Regions from separate parts of the Homo sapiens genome. Here region 2 is linked to region 1. The links are chromatin contacts, found by Hi-C or POLR2A ChIA-PET in ENCODE. All regions are on one chromosome and are shown on one strand. Each heading gives the region's core, a stretch centred on a gene start or an enhancer-like site at or near the end of the contact. The rest is flanking DNA. Distances are from core to core; before and after follow the strand shown.

What was found. Hi-C counts contacts between places; a loop is a spot of excess contacts on that map. ChIA-PET counts read pairs that join two places held with the same protein, here RNA polymerase II (POLR2A). Pooled maps may share reads with other maps.
Region 2: a map of heart left ventricle shows a loop between it and region 1 (2.7-fold over the local background). The contact joins two enhancer-like sites. A Hi-C loop is called at or near these places in 1 of 168 maps with a recorded cell type or tissue (heart left ventricle), 2 of 37 single-sample maps with no recorded cell type and 9 of 50 pooled maps. POLR2A ChIA-PET finds 5 or more read pairs at or near these places in 1 of 52 experiments (H1).

Annotation. Positions count from the first base shown.
Region 1 is chr2:207,470,049-207,474,583 of GRCh38, reverse strand. No RefSeq gene overlaps it. Among named protein-coding and RNA genes, the nearest start is that of CREB1, 58 kb to the left of the region's middle. Within about 2 kb of position 1,288, at least 5 of the 41 ENCODE cell types and tissues checked have a DNase peak (open chromatin) inside an H3K27ac peak, as active enhancers do.
Region 2 is chr2:207,281,120-207,285,330 of GRCh38, reverse strand. No RefSeq gene overlaps it. Among named protein-coding and RNA genes, the nearest start is that of MIR1302-4, 14 kb to the right of the region's middle. Within about 2 kb of position 1,755, at least 6 of the 41 ENCODE cell types and tissues checked have a DNase peak (open chromatin) inside an H3K27ac peak, as active enhancers do.

The sequences.
Region 1 (4,535 bases), core at 39-2,538:
GGATTACAGGCGCCCGCCACCATGCCCAACTAATTTTTGTATTTTTAGTAGAGACGAGGTTTCACCATGTTGGCCAGGATGGTCTCGATCTCTTGGCCTCGTGATCCACCTGCCTCGGCCTCCCGAAGTGCTGGGATTATAGGCGTGAGCCACCGCGCCCGGCCATCTACAGAACTGGTAAGCAGTCTAGGGTAGTAAATAGAAACAGGGCCCCAGCTGTGGGCAGGGGCTGCTTCTGCCACTTCGAGATTTGCTTTTCCCCATAGATGAACTGAAGGTAATAACAGCATCTGCCTCTCACTGTGCTGTTGTGAGGATGCACTTTATAATGGATTTCATAAGGTGCCTGGCACATAGAAAGTGCTCAGTAAACATTGCGGTAACAGTGGTGGACTCTTTTTTTTTTTAATTGAATGAGTTGTCAACATTTAAAAATCTGGAGAGCTCACATAAAAATCCTCACTGATCAGTTTTGTCCACATATATTACTTGCCCGGCTTCTGTGGGCACGCGGGTTGTGGTCCTTCGTGAGCCCTTCCATCTCCCACCATCTGTTTATTGCCTTTAGATGATGATAAAAAAAAACTGCACCATGGCCAGCAAGAACAGCTGTAGGAAGGAAGACTTCAGATTTTTTCTCCAAGTTGCAGAAGATGATTGTGCTCAGTCCTAACAACTCTCTGTAGATTCTTTTATCTGAGCAATCCAAAGCCCTTAGCGCTGCAGTTTAATCTAATTTGTTTCTTTTGTCAGATTTCATTTTGAGGCTGAAGCCTTTGAGAGACTAGCAGAGAGCATTTCCTATGGGAAATTTGGTTTCATTCATTCCTAGGTGGCAGGTTGGGGGGTCAGGATTGTCAAACTGGGGAGGACATCTGATGCCTGATGGTAAAACAAAAAGCCACCAGGGACAGGCTTAGGACAGTTCCACTGTGACATCCTTTTTCCTTTTTTCCCCTTCACTTCCTCAGCCCCCCTACCCCATGTGTTAAATGGGTTTTCTTATTTTTAATCTTAAAGAAAAAGAATTTGTGTTTATAAAATAAGATTTAAAAGGTTATTTCCTCCTCACAGTGGGAATCCAGGGAGATAGCTTGGCAGCCCCCAGGAGCTCAGGGAGGAACTCAGCAATCCTCTCATCTGTCTTACAGAACCGTGCTAAGTTACCAAAGGAAACCACCACTCATTTATCTAAACCCTTTGCAGTTAAATGCTCAGAGACGAATGCGCTTGTTGCAACTGCTCTCAGGGTGGCAGCAGACACTCAGAATGGTGTTTCGATTTAACTTATTGCATTTCAGCTAATTGAAAAGCAGAGCACATCGAAGGGCCTCTGTGAGAACACTTTTCAGACTATAAATCGGGGCTGGAGGAGATGTTTAATTAAATCAGTCCTGAGGTCACAGGAAGGAAAAGCAAACCTCTCCCTCCCAGACTTGACCTGGTTCACGTAGCATGGCAGCTGGAGAACTTGGAAATGTGTTAGTAGGACTAATGTAAATATACCAGATTAAAGCACTTCCCCGCCAGACTACGAAGCAAGAAATCGGATCTAGAGACAGACAATGGCTCTGACCTTCCAGTTTAATTCTGTATGCAAGAAACACACAGATGAAGATGGCCGGAGAGGCCGAATTGCTACGTTTCAGATTGCAGTGCGAGGACAGACTTTCTTAAAAGAGCTTATTTCCAAAGAATTCTGTTATTTGCGAGCAGGGACTTGGGAAGCCTTGAGTCAGTCCTGGGTCAGAACTGAGTGTTTGAAGGGGTGAATCATTAACTAAAACCCAACAGTTCATGAAGGAGGAAACCTAGTTAGAATTTGGGATCCTAGACAGGACACTAGCCAGGTGTCATCTGCAACAAAGGAAAGCGTGGCCAACCCAGCGTGGCCCACACAGGAAGGCTCCACACAAACCTATTGGTCTCACTTTTCTTGCTGAATTCTCTCTCAGGTTCATGGGCTTGTATGATGAATGTTCATGCAACATCTCTCAACAGCCTTCTCTCCCCATCCTTCCCAAATTTAAAGATAGGATCACGTGACAGAAAGAAAAAGAGCAGAATGTAAATGTGAAATCATAGCATTTGAAGGTGTGATCTTGGTTTTTAGCTAGAAGACGAGGAAGCTGAAGAAGTAACTAATTCAGGCCGGGCATGGTGGCTCATGCCTGTAATCTCAGCACTTTGGGAGGCTGAAGTAAGCAGATCTCTTGAGCCCATGAGTTAGAGACCAGCCTGGGCAACATGGTGAAACCCTGTCTCTACAAAAATGCAAAAATTAGCCGGGAGCAGTGGTGCACTCCTGTATTCCTAACTACTTGGGAGGCTGAGGCGGGAGGTTGGCTTGAACCTGGCAGGTGGAGTTGCAGTGAGCTGAGATCACACCAGATCTGCACTCCAGCCTGGGCAATAGAGCCAGACCTTGTCTCCTTAAGATAATAATAATAATAATAATAAAAGTAATTAATTCAGTCCAGCCAGTCAGCATAGGGAGCTAGCATGTTGGTCATAATTGCATGGCCCAGTCTGGAGCACATAGGTTCCTGTGATGAGCATCATGATGTGAAACAAAGCAGTCAGTGCCTTGGAATCATTACCCACTCCCCTTGCATCTCTAATCGTATATTGATTATGCTTATTTTTCATTCATAATTTTCTATGACTCCTTATTTCCCATGATACATCCAATTTCCCATGAAAGATCCATATCAGTCCTATTACCCCTTTGGATCTATTTGTTTGCTGGATCAATTCTCATTAAGACTTTAGTTTCACAGTTGTGGGAGGAGGGCAGGAGAGCTGTAGGGGAGGCATTTATTCACTTCTCCTGGTATCTGAGCAGGTAGACACAAAAACCTCTCCCCATGCCGTTTTTTCCTTATCTCTTCCTCTTGGATACTTTCTTGGTTTCCACTCTCTCCTCCTGTTTTCCTCTCCCTTCCAGACTGCAAAGAGGACCTGAAGGATGAGATCAGGGTTTGTGATAGAGGTCAAGCGTCTGCCTTACCTTAGGCAGCTGCCCCTTATCCCTCTTCCTGTTCTAATGATCAGCAAAGGAAGGAGCAGATGAGGGATCAGAAGAAGAGAAATAAGGACAGCAAAGCCAAAAGGTCCTGCAGGACAGGGGGTCTGGAGGCAGAAACTTGAGATCCAATGCTGAGATGGATGAGATGTTTGACTTGAGCAGTCATTCACCTCTCTGGGCCTCAGTTATCACAGCTGTAAATCAGAGGAACAGATTGGACGTGCTCTAAGCCTGGCTCTGGGGTTCTACGAGTCTATGAACTAGGAAACAGCAGTTTACAATTTGAAAACGCTGCAGGATGCTTGTAAAGTTAATTTACAAAAAAAAAAAACAAAACCAATAGCAACAACAACAAAACCCTTCCTGTGATATATGTATTTATACCCCATCACTGATACCATTATGTATGAATAACTTACTAGAACCAATCAAAAAAAGAAAAGAAAAAGCACCGAAGGGCAGAATGATGAAGTTGGCGATGATGCCACCAGCTCATTCTGGTGAGTGAGTGATTTGTTTATTTCCTCTGTGCTTGGGGTTGCCGCTAAATCTGGGCTGGAGAAACCAGTAAATATTTTTAATGTGACAAGAAAATCAGAGCATTTGGTGCCTTACACATTGTTGTTACTACAAGTTTTATTTCTTCTTTTATTGTTGGCCATAACCTTTTGAGCCTGATCTGGTACAAGAGCCCTGTGCAATCCCAAAAAAGGTGAGAGGCCAGATGTAGCCATCTCTGTGTGCTGGGCCATCTGCTGGTAATTCATGAGACAATGGCCAGGGCCCTTCTGATACAGTGCATGGAGCCGATTTGTTACACAATTCAAAGATATTTATTTTTATTCTGGTCTTACCATATATATCTTAGCCTAATCATGTAGAGGGGTTCAAAACCTCTTTAGACCAATACACATTTGCACCATTTACATTGTGCATCTTGATCTGCCCACTAGCAAGTTTGTTATCTTCTCTCCAGAGCATCAAGTAAAGGAAACACACACACACACAGAAACACACACACACACATACACACACCCTCAAACCATCTGCTCATCCTTGTGAAAACCTAATAAAAGTAACAGCAAAGAGAGGCAGGGTTTATTCAATTTTGTCTAGATCTGGGCAACATTAATTTCCTTGTCTCAAGACAGCCTATATCAGAGAAGGATTTGATAAAACTCAGGAAGGACAGAAGCAGGACTGGTGAGGTTCACTTAATTACTCCTTGTGGCACAGAGACAGTTAAACTTAAAAAAAAAATTGAAATGCAATCCTGGCTCATGTTACCCATTAGCTGGGTATATTGACCAAACTTATAGTCAGATAATGCAAACAATAACAAAGTTATTGATTGAGGAGATGTCAGGCAAATAGGTACTTATCATGATGCTGCTGATAAGCTCTGGATTTCCCTGCTATGGCAGCGACAGAGGCCTATTGATTTTGCAGTTGGTCATCTGTGGCTTCCAGCTGACATGGGATCTGTGGCTGATTCTATATGCAGGAG
Region 2 (4,211 bases), core at 506-3,005, 190 kb after region 1:
CAATTAGTGCAGGGCCTGGCTAAGGTTAGCTTTTAAAATTGTTGTGTGTCTCCCATCTCCACCTGTGAAGGAGGCTGTACCTCAGTTTCAATGCCTGGTCAAGTAGTACAAGGCTCTTTCCCAAAGCTGCAGAGGCTGGATCCCATTGGGGAGCTACAATAGAGAGACAAGCACCCCACAAAGATTGCAGGATTCCTGCCCTTCTCTTATTTCTGCTCTTCCAGCCTTATCTCTCATCTCCATTAGCAAATTTACTTTCTAAAGCCAGTAGCCCTACCCTTTAAAGGGATTACTTGGTGAATAGTTTAAGAACAAACAATGACAAGTATAATCATTATAGCAATAACTCTTGGTTGGCCTGGATTGGTTTCTTCCTTGCACACATGACAAGGGAGACAGAGTGAAAGAGAAAGGGCAAATTTTTGCATTAGCTTTCCCTGTGAGGGGAGTTAGGGACCCTTTCCCAGTTGAAAAGAGCAATGCTGCTTGGTCCTGGGTGAGACACAATGTGACAGTAACATGCCCCCAAATTCATAAACGCTGGAGGGAGTTGACAGCTGGTATTTTTAAAGGAGCTGATTTGGTGGCTAATTTTATTTATCTTGCTTCCTTTGCCAAGCTCAGCTGCTTCTTTGCCCTGTGCCATTAAGTCCCAGGAGGTCCATAGGCAGCAATTTACAAATCTATTCCTTTCCGTGGCGAAGGTTCTTTTTACCGCCATGGGTTTTTCATACAGAAAATAGAAAATCTAGAAGCCATATAACCAGAGTGATCTTTAATGTTTCATCAAAAGCTGTCCTATATGGGTATTTATTTATATTTAGCCCAGAGTGAAAGGTCCCAGGAGGCTGCAGCCTGAGCAGATTTGGTTCAATATCTGCAAAGGAATTTAAATCAGCTTACCAATAAAGAAATCTTCCTACAAGAGGAAAAAAAAAAGTGGAACTTGAGTCTGATTGACCTTGAGACAAAGACAGCCTGGAAACCATTCAGTAGTCAATAACAGAGCCATGCAGCCTGTAGACATATCTTTGTGAGTGTGCTTATGTGTAAATCGGGCCAGAGGTGCAGGTAGGGAAGCAACATCTTCATACAGTCTCCATGGTTGCATTAGACTGAAAAAAAAGGAATTGATATTTCGTTATAAAGCTGAATGTTAAAAATTAGCATTCCTAAAATTTCTGACAATCTGGCTTAAATAAAATAATAACAGATGTATGTGAAAGTGATATTGCTAGAGAGTAACAGTTGTATAATGGATATCCTGCTGTACAACATTTATGAATAATGCATCATTATCTATTATCTTTAAATCTATCCAGGATTAATAGCTTTGCAGATTATTTAGCCTCCAAGATATAAGGGATAAAATCAATACATATATGTTTTGATAATCGATGACAATCAATTCATTAAAAATAAACACCTAGCCAGCCTCAGTTAAATGCTCAGGAGGTGTCCTTATTCTCTAATTGTATTGGTTTATTTGCCATGCTAGCAATTTGGGATGATATCTTTATAATCCATGTCAATGTTGAAAAAAAAGAGAGAGAATGTTCTCCAGATCCAAGCAAGAAACAAACAAACAAACAAACAACCCAAGACATCTTCTCCAGGAGTTTCAACCTAAAAAAACCAGAGCTTTCTATTGCCCTTGGGGTTTTGCTGCTGCATCTCCTGACACCAGGGGCTGGACAATGATTGGTTTCCTTTGATAAAAAGTTCTTCAGGAAAATAACAGCTTAGTCAGAGGAGGCCACCAGGCTGTGTGCCCCAGCAGTGCAGCCTTGGGCAGGGTTGAAGAGGGGAAAGAGGAAGAAAAGCCACTGCCTCTGCAGCACCCACAGTGGGGAAGCAGTGGGCCTGGAAAAGGCGACAAATTGCTCATGTTACATTTAGAATGATCACTATTCTTCCCCATTTTGACATGGATGTCACTGTAGAAAGGGATTTTAGCTTAGATTACTGATAGTTGTGGGAGTGAGGAGAGATTCCCCCACCCCCAAATTCTGTAGTAGAATTTTTATTCTTGAGTTCATCTTCTCAAGGTGACACTAGACCCTAATTTCAGACAGTTGCTATATCTTTCCTCTCCCTCCACCTTTCTCTCCCTTTCACTTTCTTTTTCTCTATAATGCTGAGCTTTTGGCAAAGATACCAAACAGACAATCCATTTGCAGCCAAAAGTTTATGTGTATGTTGATTGTTTCTGATGAGTGGATGGAAACCTCAGCTTCTCAGTGCCCTTGAGCAAAAAGGGCTGAACAAGTTGTGTGTTTCCACATCACATGTCATCTCAATAGCTAATTCTTAGGTTGCAGAATATTGTTATAATATGAAATTCTGGGGTTGTAGTTCAATTCACTCTCCTTAGTAAGCTACTGCACACACAGATCTGATTGTGTCACAGCTTTTTGTTTAAACCAATAGCTGGTTTCACAGGGGTTAGAAGCTGTGTTTGAGAAATGTGTTTTCCATCGATTAAAATTTCTTAAAGGACACACCACAATTGAATGACAGGCTATTTTAAAATTATTTACAAGCTCGACATTTTACTCAAAGCAAATTGTCAACTAAATCTAGTTATCATTTTATCTGCTGGACCTATTCCCCCTGAGCATACCAACCATGAAAAAGATTATCTCCTCAATTTATTGCTTTAGCAATTCAGTAGACATCTTCTTGGCACCCCCCTCCTAGTACTAAATGATGATAGAAAGGCATTGATGAGTTTTGGGGGCATTTGTTTCCAGAATTTCCCCAAACACAATTTTTCAATTGCATTATGAATGAAGGCCATGATATGAGAGCTTTTTCTGGATCTAATTTCCACTATAATCACTCTCCTATGGAAAAACCAGAGATTATTTTTCCACTTGCATTTTCCCCATGCTACTAATAATATAAATTGACGCAATTTCTTTTGGTACCTCTCTAACCATGTACATATTGCTATTGTATTGTCATGAATGCAGTTCCAAGCTCTTTTCCATGTCACTGCTTATACACGTCAATTCCCTCTGTCATGGGGACATTCTTCCCATTGACCTTTGCTTGGCTCTGTCCTCATTATCACCCAGATCTTAGTCCAAGTAACAACTCCTCTGGGGGCTTCCTGGACCACCTTATCCTATGTTACTTACTTCCCCCAATACCGTTCCAGTAGTTATCTATTACATGTTACCTACTTTATGTCACTTACTACCATCTAAAATACTCTTACTTATTAACCCTACAAGATTCTGGTTTGTTTTTCTCAGCCAAAGGTAAGCTCCATGAAAGAATCTCATTTTTTGGTTTACTACTCTTTCCCAGTGCCTATCATGGTGCCTGGGATATAATAGACAATAAATATTTGCCACACAAGTGAATGAACAGGTACAAAATTGCAATCAGAAAACCTAGCTACATTTCTATCTGTATTTTTGGTTTTCTGCATGACGCTAGACTTTCTATTTAACCCAGTTGATTTTCTACAAACCCATAAAATTCTAGATTTCGGGACCAAAAGATATCTGTAAGGTTAGATAGTCATTCTGTTGATGAGGAACTGGAACACAGAGAGGTCGAATCACCCAATGAGTGGTAAACGTGAGTTTTAATTCCAGCCCTCCAGTTTTCTTAGAACAGTGGTTTTCAACTGGGCAATTTCCTCCCTCCTCCTCCCCCTGAACACCAGGGACATTTGACAATGTTTAGAGACATTTTTGGATGTCACAACTTGGGGAAAGGGTGTGTGTTACTGGCTTCTAGTGAGTAAGAGTCAGAGCTGCTGCAAAACATCTTATAGTGCATGGGACAATGCCCCACAACGAAGAATTACCCAGCCAAAAATGCCAGTAGTGCCAAGGTTTAGAAAGCGTGACTTCGATCTATAAACAGCAATAATGAGACTTCTCCCTTCTGTTTGAGAATCAATGAGAAAAGGTCCATAAAACTTGGGTTTTTCAGGATTTTGTAGTACAGAATTGTTGATTGGCATTTTTTGCAACAAAAAAATTTTAATTCTTAAAATAAAAGTGCTTTATTATTTGTTGATTATAGAAGTAATATATGCTTGTTGTAAAGGAATTCAGGTCAAAAGAAATATATTAAAAAGGAAGAGGAAATCATTCATAATCCTACCCCTTGGACATAAACATATGAGCATGTTGGTGTGTATTTTTCAAGACTTTTTTTTATAAATACATACATACACCTACATAAATTTT